2 separate regions of the Homo sapiens genome follow, and region 1 is linked to region 2. The links are chromatin contacts, found by Hi-C or POLR2A ChIA-PET in ENCODE. All regions are on one chromosome and are shown on one strand. The core of a region is the stretch at or near the end of the contact, and the rest is flanking DNA. Distances in the headings are between cores, read along the strand shown.

Region 1 (5,785 bases), core at 3,198-5,697, 49 kb before region 2:
TGAAACCCTGTCTCTACTAAAAATACAAAAAAATTAGCCAGGCATGGTGGCGGGTGCCTGCAGTCCCAGCTACTCAGGAGGCTGAGGCAGGAGAATGGCGTGAACCTGGGAGGTGGAGCTTGCAGTGAGCTGAGATCGCACCACTGCACTCCACACTGGGCAACAGAGTGAGACTTCATCTTAAAAAAAAAAAAAAGAATTACCGTATGATCTAGTTAATCTCACTTCTCAGTATATATTCAAAGGAAATAAAGTCAGGACCTCATATCTGCAAACCAGGTTCATTGCAGCATTATTCACAACGGCCAAGATATGAAAACAACTTAAGTGTCCGTTGATGGACAAATGGATAAAGAAACTGTGAGATATACACACACACACACAAACACACATAAACAATGGAATATTATTCAGCCTTTTACAAAAAAAATACTGTAGCTTATTACAACATGGATGAACCTGGAGGCCATTATGCTAAGTGAAATAAGCCAGGCACAGAAAGACAAATACCACATGATCTCACTTATGCAGTATCTACAAAAGTTTAATATAAAAGCAGAGAGGAAAAGGATGGTTGAGGGGGACTGAGGGTAGGGAGAGTGGAAAGATGTTGATCAAATTGTACAAAGGTACAGATACACAAGATGAATGAGTTCTAGAATATCTGGCTTGTGCACTGGTTGTACATCTGATGTACAGTATGGTATCTATAGTTAACATTACTGTATTATATAATTGAAATTTTCTCATAGAGTTGATCTTAAGTGTTCTGACCACAAAAATAAATCAGTACTATGTAATGAATATACTAATTAGCTTGATTATAGTAATTATTTCACCTCACCTTGTATTCCTTAAATATACACCATTTTTATTTGCCAAGTGTCCTTCAATAAAGCTGAGGGAGAAGAGATGAACAAACTGAAAAATTAACAACTCTTCTTGGATCCATGACAAAGTGGGACCACAGGGCAAATCACTACCCCCAAAACTGGAGAGACACACAGGTAGATGCAGAGAATTGTGGCTTGCCAGAACAGAAACCCACAAACAGCAATCTCCGCAGAACTGCCAAGGTAAAAAAAATCTGAACTGTAACTGCCAAATTGCCGGAGGCACAGTGTGGACAAGTCTGAGAGACAAAACTCCAGGGGACACAGTCATCAGGGGTCTCCACATTTTTGTGAGTTTCACCTGCTGGAGCTCTATCAGGTTCTCACAGGGAAAATCAGAGAAAAATTATCTTGCGCTTTTGGCAGGAGAAGGAAGAAATGAAGCATTATGAAATAAGTCAGAGCACTTTGTTCTTCCCTCAGGAAAAACTGTTTAACCAGAGCCTAACCTATTTTATCAGAGCCTAACTGACTTGGGGTAAGGGAAATACCCAAATATAGTTCACTATAGCCATTCTATGCCACCTAAAAGGAAGGAAAAACTATGAAACCCCTTTGAGTTTTACAGTACAGAGGCAAAGGCTCACTAAAAGATTGAGATCTGATCATGGAATAATAGAATGTTTGCCCTTCCCCCACACCTTACCACCACATCACTAAAGGCTTTTTTACAGCAGTTCCTTTTACCCAGTAGCTCATGTCTAGCTATCAAGAAAAAATTACAAGACATTAAAAAGCAGAAAACATAGTTTGAAGACACAGAGGAAGCATCAGAATCGGACTCAGATCCATCAGGAATTAGAATTATCAGACTAGGAATTTTAAACAATGATCAACATGCTAACGAATAAAGTAGGCAGCAGGCAAAAATGGATGGGCAATGTAAGCAGAGAGATAGAAAGTTTAAGAAATAATCAAAAGGAAATGCTAGGTAGACATCAAAAACACTGTTAAATAAATGAATAATGCCTTTCATGGGCCTACTGGTAGATTAGAGATGGTTGAGGAAAGAATCTCCAAATTTGAGGACATCTCAGTAGAAACCACCAAAACTGAGAAGCAAAGAGAAAAAAGAGCAGAAAAATAGAACAGCATATTCAAGAACTGTGGAACAACTATAAAAGCTGCATACACATAGGGAATTCCAGAAGAAGAGAGGGTGAAAGGAACAAAAGAAATATTTTAAAAAATGACTGAGAATTTTCACAAAATTAATGTCAGATATCAAACTACATATCCAAGAAGCTCAGAGAACACCAGGCAGAATAAATGTCAAAAAGACTACACCTAGGCATATCATATACAAACTGCAGAAAATCAAAGATAAAGAAACAATCCTTAAGGAAACCAGAGAAAAACATATCTTACCTGTAAAGCAGCAAAGATAAGAATTATACTCAACTTCTCCTCAAAAGCCAGGTGTATTAGTCCATTTTGCATTGCTATAAAGAAATATCTGAGGATGGGTAATTTATAAAGAAAAGAGGTTTATTTGGCTAACGGTTCTGCAGGCCATACAAGCATGGCACCAGCATCTGCTTGGCTTCTGTTGAGGCCTCAGGAAGCTTTTAGTCATAGCGGAAGGGAAGGGGAGCTGGCATGTTACATGGCAAGAGATGGAGTGAGAGACAGGAGGAAGTGTTGGGCTCCTTTAGAAAACCAGCTCTCACATGAACTAACAGAGTGAAAACTCACTAATTTACATGGGAAGGGTACAAAGCCATTTATGAGGGATCCACCCCCATGACCCAAACATCTCCCATTAGGCCCCACCTCCAACACTTAGGATCACATTTCAACATAAGATTTAGAGGAGACAAACATCCAAACCATATCACCAGGCAATCAAGGAGAGAGTGGAGTGAATATTTAAAGTGTTAAGAGAAAAAACCTACCAACCTATAATTCTGTACCCTGTGAAATTATCTTTCGAAAGTGAAGGAGAAATAAAGTCTTTCTTAGACAAACAAAAATTGAGGGAATATTTTTCCACAGACTTGCCCTGAGAGAAATATTAAAAGAAATTCTTTAGCAAGAAGGAAAATGATAAAGGTCAGAAATGCAGATCTATGTGAAGAAGGAAAAAGCATCAAAGAAGCAATATTCAAGGTAAAATTAAAGTTTTTATTTTTCTCCTTCTTAATTGATCTAACAGACAATATTTTGTTCAAAATAATCACAGAAATATATTTGATTATATATGCTTATTTGTGTGTGTATGTGTATATATGCCTATATATGCTTATGTGTAAGTAAAATGAATGACAGCAATGATACAAGGCTCAGGAAGGAAGAATTAGGAACATTTTGTTATTATGAGGTACTCACACTACAAGTGAAGAGTATAGTGTTATTTGAAAGTGGACTTGGATTAATTATAAATGCATATTGAAAACTTTAGGGTGAGCACTAAAAAAGGTAAGAAGAAAAAAGAAGCATAACTAATATGCTAATAAAAGAGAGAAAATAGAATTATATTAACTAAAACCACAAAAAGGCAGAAGAGTGGAAAACAAAAATAGGAAAAAGAACAAGGGTAATCAATAGGAAACAGGAATAAATACATTAGATATTAATCCATCTCTATCAATAATTACTTTGAGCATCAATGGTCTAAATGTACAAGTTAAAAGGCAGATATTGTCAAGGTGGATTAAAAAACAATACCCACCTATATGTTGTATACAAGAAACCCATTTAAAATATAAATACACATATGGATTAAAAGTTAAAGGGGAGAGGGGATCATCATGGTGGACGGGAGGCAGGACTAGATTGCAGCTCCAACTTAGAGGGACAGAGCAGCATGCAGAGGCTTGCACTGTGAATTTTAGCTCCAGTTCAACTGCAAGAACAAACCAGTAATACCAAGAGGACACAAAGACCCTCTGAAGGAAGTGGACTGCTCCTGCAGGACCCAGGAGACACCCCAAATACTGCAAGTGCCCCCAACTGCAGAAGTGGGAAAGGGAGATCCTCCTCTCCTGAACACATCCCCACTGGAGAAACTGGAGGTCTGTTTGTGGGAGAAGTTTCTGACCTTACCTGGAGCTGAGTCAATTTAGAGAGCCAAGTGAAATACAGGGGTGGAGGAAGCAGCAAGAAAGGCACTGAGAGCTCACTGGGTCCCCAAACAGGCCATTCCTGCCTGGCACCACAGGGATCCATCAGGAGGGCAACCAGAGGAGTGGGGAAAAACATCACAGGGAGAAGGAAATCTCCAGCTGAGCTTTGTAATAATTTGAACTGGGTGAGAAGCCTCCCAGCCAGAAGTTGGGGGAGGGCACGAATCCAGTGTGCAGACTCCACAGATTGGGAAGGAACCAAGCCATTTTCTTTCCCAGCTGGGAGGCGAGTAGCCTGGGGCAAGTTCTCAAGCCTGGCTCACCCACTGCCTAGAAAGAGACTCTGGACTGTGGGGTGGGGCAAGGTGGGAGTGAGACCAGCCCTTTGGTTTGTGTGGGAGCTGGGTAAGGCCTGTGACTGCCAGCTTTTCCCCACTTCCCTGACAACCTGCATGACTCAGCAGAGGCAGCCACAATCCTGCTAGGTACACAACTCCATTGACCTGGGAACCTCACCCCCATTCCCCACAGCAGCTGCAGCAAGACTGGCCCAAGGAGAGTCTGAGCTCAGACATGCCTAGCCCTGCCCCCACCAGATGGGCCTTCCTTACCCACCCTGGTAGCTGAAGATGAAGGGCATATAATCTTGGGAGTTCTAGGGCCCCGCCCATGACCAGTTCCTGTCCATACTACCACAGCTGATGCTCTCAGGAAAGCATCACCTAGTAGCAGAAGGCCAATCAGCTTTAGAGAATTAAGCCACCAAAGCTAAAAACCCTCACAGAGTGCATTTCACACCCCTGCCACCTCCAACTGAACAAGTGCTGGTATCCACATCTAAGAGAGTGATAGACAGTTCACATCACAGGACTCTATGCAGACAAACCCCAGTACCAACCCAGAGCCTGGTAGACTTGCTGAGTGGCTAGACCCAGAAGAGAGACAACAATCACTGCAGTTTGGCTTACAAGAAGCCACATCCATAGGAAAAGGAGGACAGTACTACATCAAGGGAACACCCCATGGGACAAAAGAATCTGAACAACAGCCTTCAGCCCTAGATCTTCCCTCTGACAGAGCCTACCCAAATGAGAAGGAACCAGAAAACCAACTCTGGTAATATGACAAAACAAGGCTCTTTAACACCGTACCCCTACCCCCGCCCCACAAAAAAATATTACACTAGTTAACCAGCAATGGATCCAAACCAGGAAGAAATCCCTGATTTTCCTGAAAAATAATTCAGGAGGTTAGTTATTAAGCTTATCAAGGAGGCACCAGAGAAAGGTGAAGCCCAATGCAAGGAAATAAAAAAAATTATACAAGACATTAAGGGAGAAATATTGAAGGAAATAGATTGCATAAAGAAAAAGTCAGAGATCCAAGAAACATTGGACACACTTATAGAAATGCAAAAATGCTCTAGAAAATCTCAGCAATAGAATTGAACAAGTAGAAGAAAGAAAATCGGAGCTGGAAGACAAGATCTTTGAATTAACCCAATCCAACAAAGACAAAGAAAAAAGCATAAGAAAATATGAACAAAGCCTCCAAGAAGTCTAGGATTATGTTCAATGACCAAACCTAAGAATAATCAGTGTTCCTGAGGAAGAAGAGAAATCTAAAAGTTTGGAAAATATATTTGGGGGAATAATCAAGGAAAACTTCTCCAGCCTTGCTAGAGATCTAAACATCCAAATACAAGAAGCACAAAGAACACCTGGGAAATTTATCGCAGAAAGATCATCACCTAGGCACATTGTCATCAGGTTATATAAAGTGACAATGAAGGAAAGAATCTCAAGTGCTGTAAGACTGAAGCACCAG
Region 2 (5,205 bases), core at 2,248-4,747:
GTATCCTTTCTTATTTAAGCTGACTATCCACTGAGTGGTCTATGTCTCTCAGAGAGCCAGTAAAACTTAGCCCAACCCCAATTTCCATGGCCTTATGAGGCTCTAAAGCTGTCCCTGCAGCCTCTATCTGGAACTTTCTTCCAAATGCTTCCTTCTCCTTCAATACGGCCTTACAGTTCACACACAATCCCTCACTGGTTCTCATTTTTAAAACATCGTTTATCCCAAGCATTTCATGAATTTATTGATTTTATTAATGATTTGAGAGAATAAGAAAGAGTTCTGTATTAGTCAGCTATTGCCACAATGTGCTGCATAATAAATAATCCCAAAGCACAGTATTACACAACAATGAGAATTTATTCTCTAATCACATATCTGTGGGTTGGCTGGGGTTTGGCTAATGGTCTGGACTTGGGTGGACTTGGCACAAGCTGTGGGTTGGGCCTAGGTCTGTTCCATGTGTTTCTTCTTGCCCCTGGTCCTACAAATACCCAAGGCATGTTCTTGCTATGGTAAAAGTCAGGAGTGCAACAGAGCAAAATCCCCACCCAAGAGCCTTTCAAGCCTCTACCCATGTGATATCTGTTAACATCCCAGTAACCAAAACAAGTCAAACAGCCAAAGTTAAAGTCAGAGGAAAACACCTCATCCCCTTCCCCCACGTCTGGGGCCATGGCAGGGGTGTGGGAGAATTATGATTAACGATCTGAGCTCCCACAGTGGGGCCTCTTGCCAGTCCCCAGCCTCCCTCTCCTTTCTCTCTTCCACTTTGCCTCTCTCCAGAACATCAAGAAAAGCATTCCCTGGCCTCTGCAGAACGGTGTCTCTTTCATCGGGCCTGAAGCATTGTTTTATTCTACAAAGCTCAGGGCATCTTCTCAATGAAAGTGAGTCTCTCCCCAGGAAGCTGGCTGAGAAAAGTAATCTGTTCAAAACCTCATGTAGAACAGACAGAGTCCCTTCACAGAGTCTGTGGCCATTATCATGCTGAACCAAAAGACAAGTAAGCCATCCCCTTTAAGCCCCCAAATCCTTTCTCAGCAAGCTCTGAAGTGGAAGAAGATTAATATTGCATCTCCAGGCTCCTGAGCCACTAAAAATAAAGAATGAACTTCCTCTGGGGAGTTGCCTGGGCCTTTTTCTGAATGCACCTCTGACCAAAAAACAAATAAAACAAACTCTTTCTAAGGGATCTCAGGGACAGCACTTTAATGGAGGAGCAATGAAGAACAAAACCTCCCATCTGCCAGCGCTAAAGATGATCCCCGGGCAAACTGGGGAAAACAGAGCAGAAAATTAAGCCTTTGCTTGGTCTCCTCTCCCAGGCTCAGTTCTCACCAGTCCAGACCTGCAGCACACCCTGCAAAGAGGTAAGTATGATGGACATCAGGAGCAGAAGCAGAAGAGAGCCTGGACATTAACCCTCCCCAGGGCTGCTTTGATGCTGAGCCATTTTATGCCTAGATAATGAACATACCCACAGCACTCCTGGGTCTGAATGCTGATATCAGTCTCTCTCCTCTTGCTCCAGAAAAGCCAATGAATTGTGTTACTTGGTTTAGTTTGGAGGGAAGTGGGGAGTAGAGCAATGTAATCAGTTTACGTACAGTCTTTCCAGAAAGAGGAAGATAAATCAAGTGTTCAGACACAGGTTATGACTCACGACAAGGCTGCATGCTTCTGGGAGGCCGTGATTCTGGGGGATGGCACAGCTGACCAGCAGGCAGGGATGGGGCTGTGATTTTTGCATTGATTCTAGTTTATACTTTTTTCTGTATCTTAGCAGTTCTGAAGTTGGAATGCATCTTAGTATATATCAAAGCTTCCTTACAACCACCTCCTCTAAGAAGTAGTCATGCCATATAGTTGCCTTTGCCTGTTACATGCATGAATATCAAAAGCACCAGCATCAAACCCAGCAGAGTGGTATCTGCCATGTGCATGGAAATCCTGGAGCCTCTCCTAATTGGTCTGGGAGTGAGAAGGGAAAATATGCCTTCAGGAGCCCTCTTCAAAGCAGGAATCAGAAGCAGGCTGCAAAACCAGCTTCAGAACCCAGGGCCAATGCTTTTAGTTCGTGCATGAATGACAAAAGGCAAACTCATAGAAGGAGAGAGTAGGATGGTGTTTATCAAAGGCTCAGCGATGGGGGTGGATGGAGAAAAGAGAGATTTTGATTAAAAAGTACAATATTCAGCCAGGCAGAGGGTCAAAACTTTAGTGATCTGTTGTACAGCATGATGAGTATAATTAATCATAGCATTGTATATTTCAAAATTGCTTAAAGATTGGATTTTAAATATTCTTATCATAAAAATTGATAAGTACATGAGGTGATAGATATGTTAATTTACTTGATTTTATCATTCTACAATGTACACACATACCAAAACATCACATTATACCCCATAAATATATGCAATCATTCTTTGTTAGTTAAAGATAAAATTAAAGAACAGAATTACTGTATTACCAAGGCTCTTCATGGCACTCAGGATGACATTGCCAGAGGAGTGGAGAGACCACAGGCAACAACAATTTGGGAGTCAAAAGTGAATCAGAAAAATCAGGTCAATGTTAAGAAATTTAGAATATATTAACCAATTTTATTTTGCTTATATTTTTCTTTTTATATTCACCCAAGTACTATATTATAAAAATTTTTACCTAATTAAATATAAAGCCCATTCAAATAAGTTGAAAATAAAATTCTAAAGAAAGCAGGATGCCATAGTTTTCCATTGCAATGTTAGTTCTTCCTCAGTGAGACATAAAATAAAGGTGCATTTGGGATTAGGTTGAGTTAAAGGTCCCAAATCTAATCTCCTGCTTCAATCGCAGTGCCCGATAAAACGAGCCAGCGACAGGCAGAAAGCGGAGCCCCACTGAGTTTGTAGTCAAAGTCCCCACCTTGCTTTGGGGCACGTTCGTCTTCCTCCCCTCTTCAATGAAAAACCGCTTCCCTCAGACATCAAGTGCTGCTGCATTCCTGGCCCAGATCAGTTATCAATCAGGAAGTCTTGTTCTTTTCTTTTCTTTCGGGACAAGTGACATAGAAGGCTCACTTTGGAGAACATGTCTTCTGGGTGGAGTGAGTGTTGTATTTCCTTTTTTTCTTTTTTTCTTTTTGAGACGGAGTCTCGCTCTTTCGCCCAGGCCGGACTGCAGTGGCGCTATCTCGGCTCACTGCAAGCTCCGCCTCCCGGGTTCACGCCATTCTCCTGCCTCAGCCTCCCGAGTAGCTGGGACTACAGGCGCCCGCCACCACGCCTGGCTAATTTTTTGTGTTTTTAGTAGAGACGGGGTTTCACCTTGTTAGCCAGGATGGTCTCGATCTCCTGACCTCGTGATCCGCCCGCCTCAGCCTCCCAAAGTGCTGGGATTACAGGCGTGAGCCACGGTGCCTGGCCGGGTTGTTGTATTTTAACGGTGGGAAAGGAAGGGCCCTCCCGAAGTGAGATTTCAGGCACTGGCCGTTGGAACAGACAAGGGAGAGGGTTCTCACCCCCCACTCCTTGAAGTCTGGCCATTTGGGTGGGAGAGGCTGGAGCAGCCAGTGAGGACACTCAGCACAGTGTGGGCAACCGGACAGGATGGATTTGAATTTATAAAGAACCTGCCTTCCTTCCTTCATGGTCCAAGCAAATGTTCCAGGTATTTAAGCCACATGCTGGAGAGGTAAGTTAGATAAGTTTCATGCTGGAGAGACAGGTAGATGGGACACAAATCTGGAAACTACCCATCAACAGTAGAACAGATAAATAAATTGTGGTATAGTCATAAAATAACATGTGATACAACTAAGAGGATGAATGAGCCAAAAGATGTGCAACAAATGCGTGAGTGTTACAGAGACAGTGTGGAGCCGAGGAATCCAGACACAAAATCAGAGTGCATGATTTTGTTTATGGGACAGCAAAACTGGGGAAACTAAACAATGTTATTTTTAAGTCAGAATTGTGGTTTCCCTGGGTTGGAGGACTAAGTAGGGACAAGAAAGAGGAGAAGGGACATCTGGGGTGCTGGAAGGGATTCTGTTTCTGGATCTGGAAGTTGGTTTATGAAAATACGGGTGCCTGTAGTTTATGAAACTTCATCAAGATGAACACAGGATGCATGCACCTTCTGCATTATGTGTGTTATTTGTCAAGAAGAAGTTTGTTAAAAGGAAGATCCTTCCTGTGGATCGTATGGGGCAAAAAAAGGAAGATCCTTCCCTTCAGGTTGCAGAGATGGGGAAGAAACCCAAACAGGCTGGCTACAGGATCTGAGGGAGGAGACTACATTAATTTTTTAGCTTCCACTTTTATCAGCCTGCTCAAAGCAATGCCCCAAACAAATTATATATTCTATGTCCCTGCAACTTCATGAAATAGGGATCTGCACACAAAAAAAGTGTTCCCCTGAGAGCTCCAGGAAATGGGTTTCACACACATCAATCAAGACTACAAAGGGGGCTAGGCGCGGTGGCTCATGCCTGTAATCCTAGCACTTTGGGAGGCCAAAGCAGGCAGATCACCTGAGGCCAGGAGCTCGAGACCAGCCTGGCCAATATGGCGAAACCCTGTCTCTACTAAAAATACAAAAATTAGCCTGGCGTGGTGGCGCGTGCCTGTAATCCCAACTCGGGAGGCTGAGGCAGGAGAATTGCTTGAACCTGGGAGGCGGAGGTGGCAGTGAGCCAAGATCGCGCCATTGCACTCCAGCCTGGGCAACAGGGCAAAAAAAAAGGTCTCCACTTCCTCACTTCCTTATTAAAGGAAGATTTGAAAGCATGCACACACACACACAAACACACACACACACACAGTCTCTAACAGCCATAATTTGTAGCCTAGGCTGAACCACAGCACTGTTTCAGTCATCCCATCTGCCCATTTTTTGGCCTCCGAGCTCTACCCAGCCGGAATTCACCCTATGAGCCCCGTTGAGCAGTAAGCAGTTATTTACTCCATCAATATTGACTGAGTACCCGCCACCATCCAGGCCCTGTGCTAGGTGTTTAATCTGGCAGCAATCATAGGAGGCAGGGAACATGATCCCCATTTTTATAGATGAAAAAGCTGGGCAGGGACATCAGAGCACTTATCCAAGGTCACAACCGGGTGGCAAGTGGGGGAGCTGCAGTTCACCCCTATGCACCATTCCTTGCTAGAAACTGTAGCCTTGATTTTCCAGTTATCTAATACTGCATAATGAGCC

What was found. A loop is a pair of places that touch in the nucleus more often than their neighbours do. ChIA-PET counts read pairs that join two places held with the same protein, here RNA polymerase II (POLR2A).
Region 1: a loop to region 2 is called in a map of cardiac septum, with 2.9 times the contacts of the local background. The contact joins the enhancer-like site here to the promoter of SCP2D1-AS1 in region 2. A Hi-C loop is called at or near these places in 2 of 168 maps with a recorded cell type or tissue (astrocyte of the cerebellum and cardiac septum). POLR2A ChIA-PET finds 5 or more read pairs at or near these places in 1 of 52 experiments (A673).

What each region holds. Positions count from the first base shown.
Region 1 is chr20:18,878,018-18,883,802 of GRCh38, reverse strand. No RefSeq gene overlaps it. Among named protein-coding and RNA genes, the nearest start is that of SCP2D1-AS1, 51 kb to the right of the region's middle. Within about 2 kb of position 4,447, at least 2 of the 41 ENCODE cell types and tissues checked have a DNase peak (open chromatin) inside an H3K27ac peak, as active enhancers do.
Region 2 is chr20:18,828,495-18,833,699 of GRCh38, reverse strand. SCP2D1-AS1 (SCP2D1 antisense RNA 1) reads left to right here and starts at 3,497. Exons shown (of 3, transcript NR_161343.1): 1 at 3,497-3,657.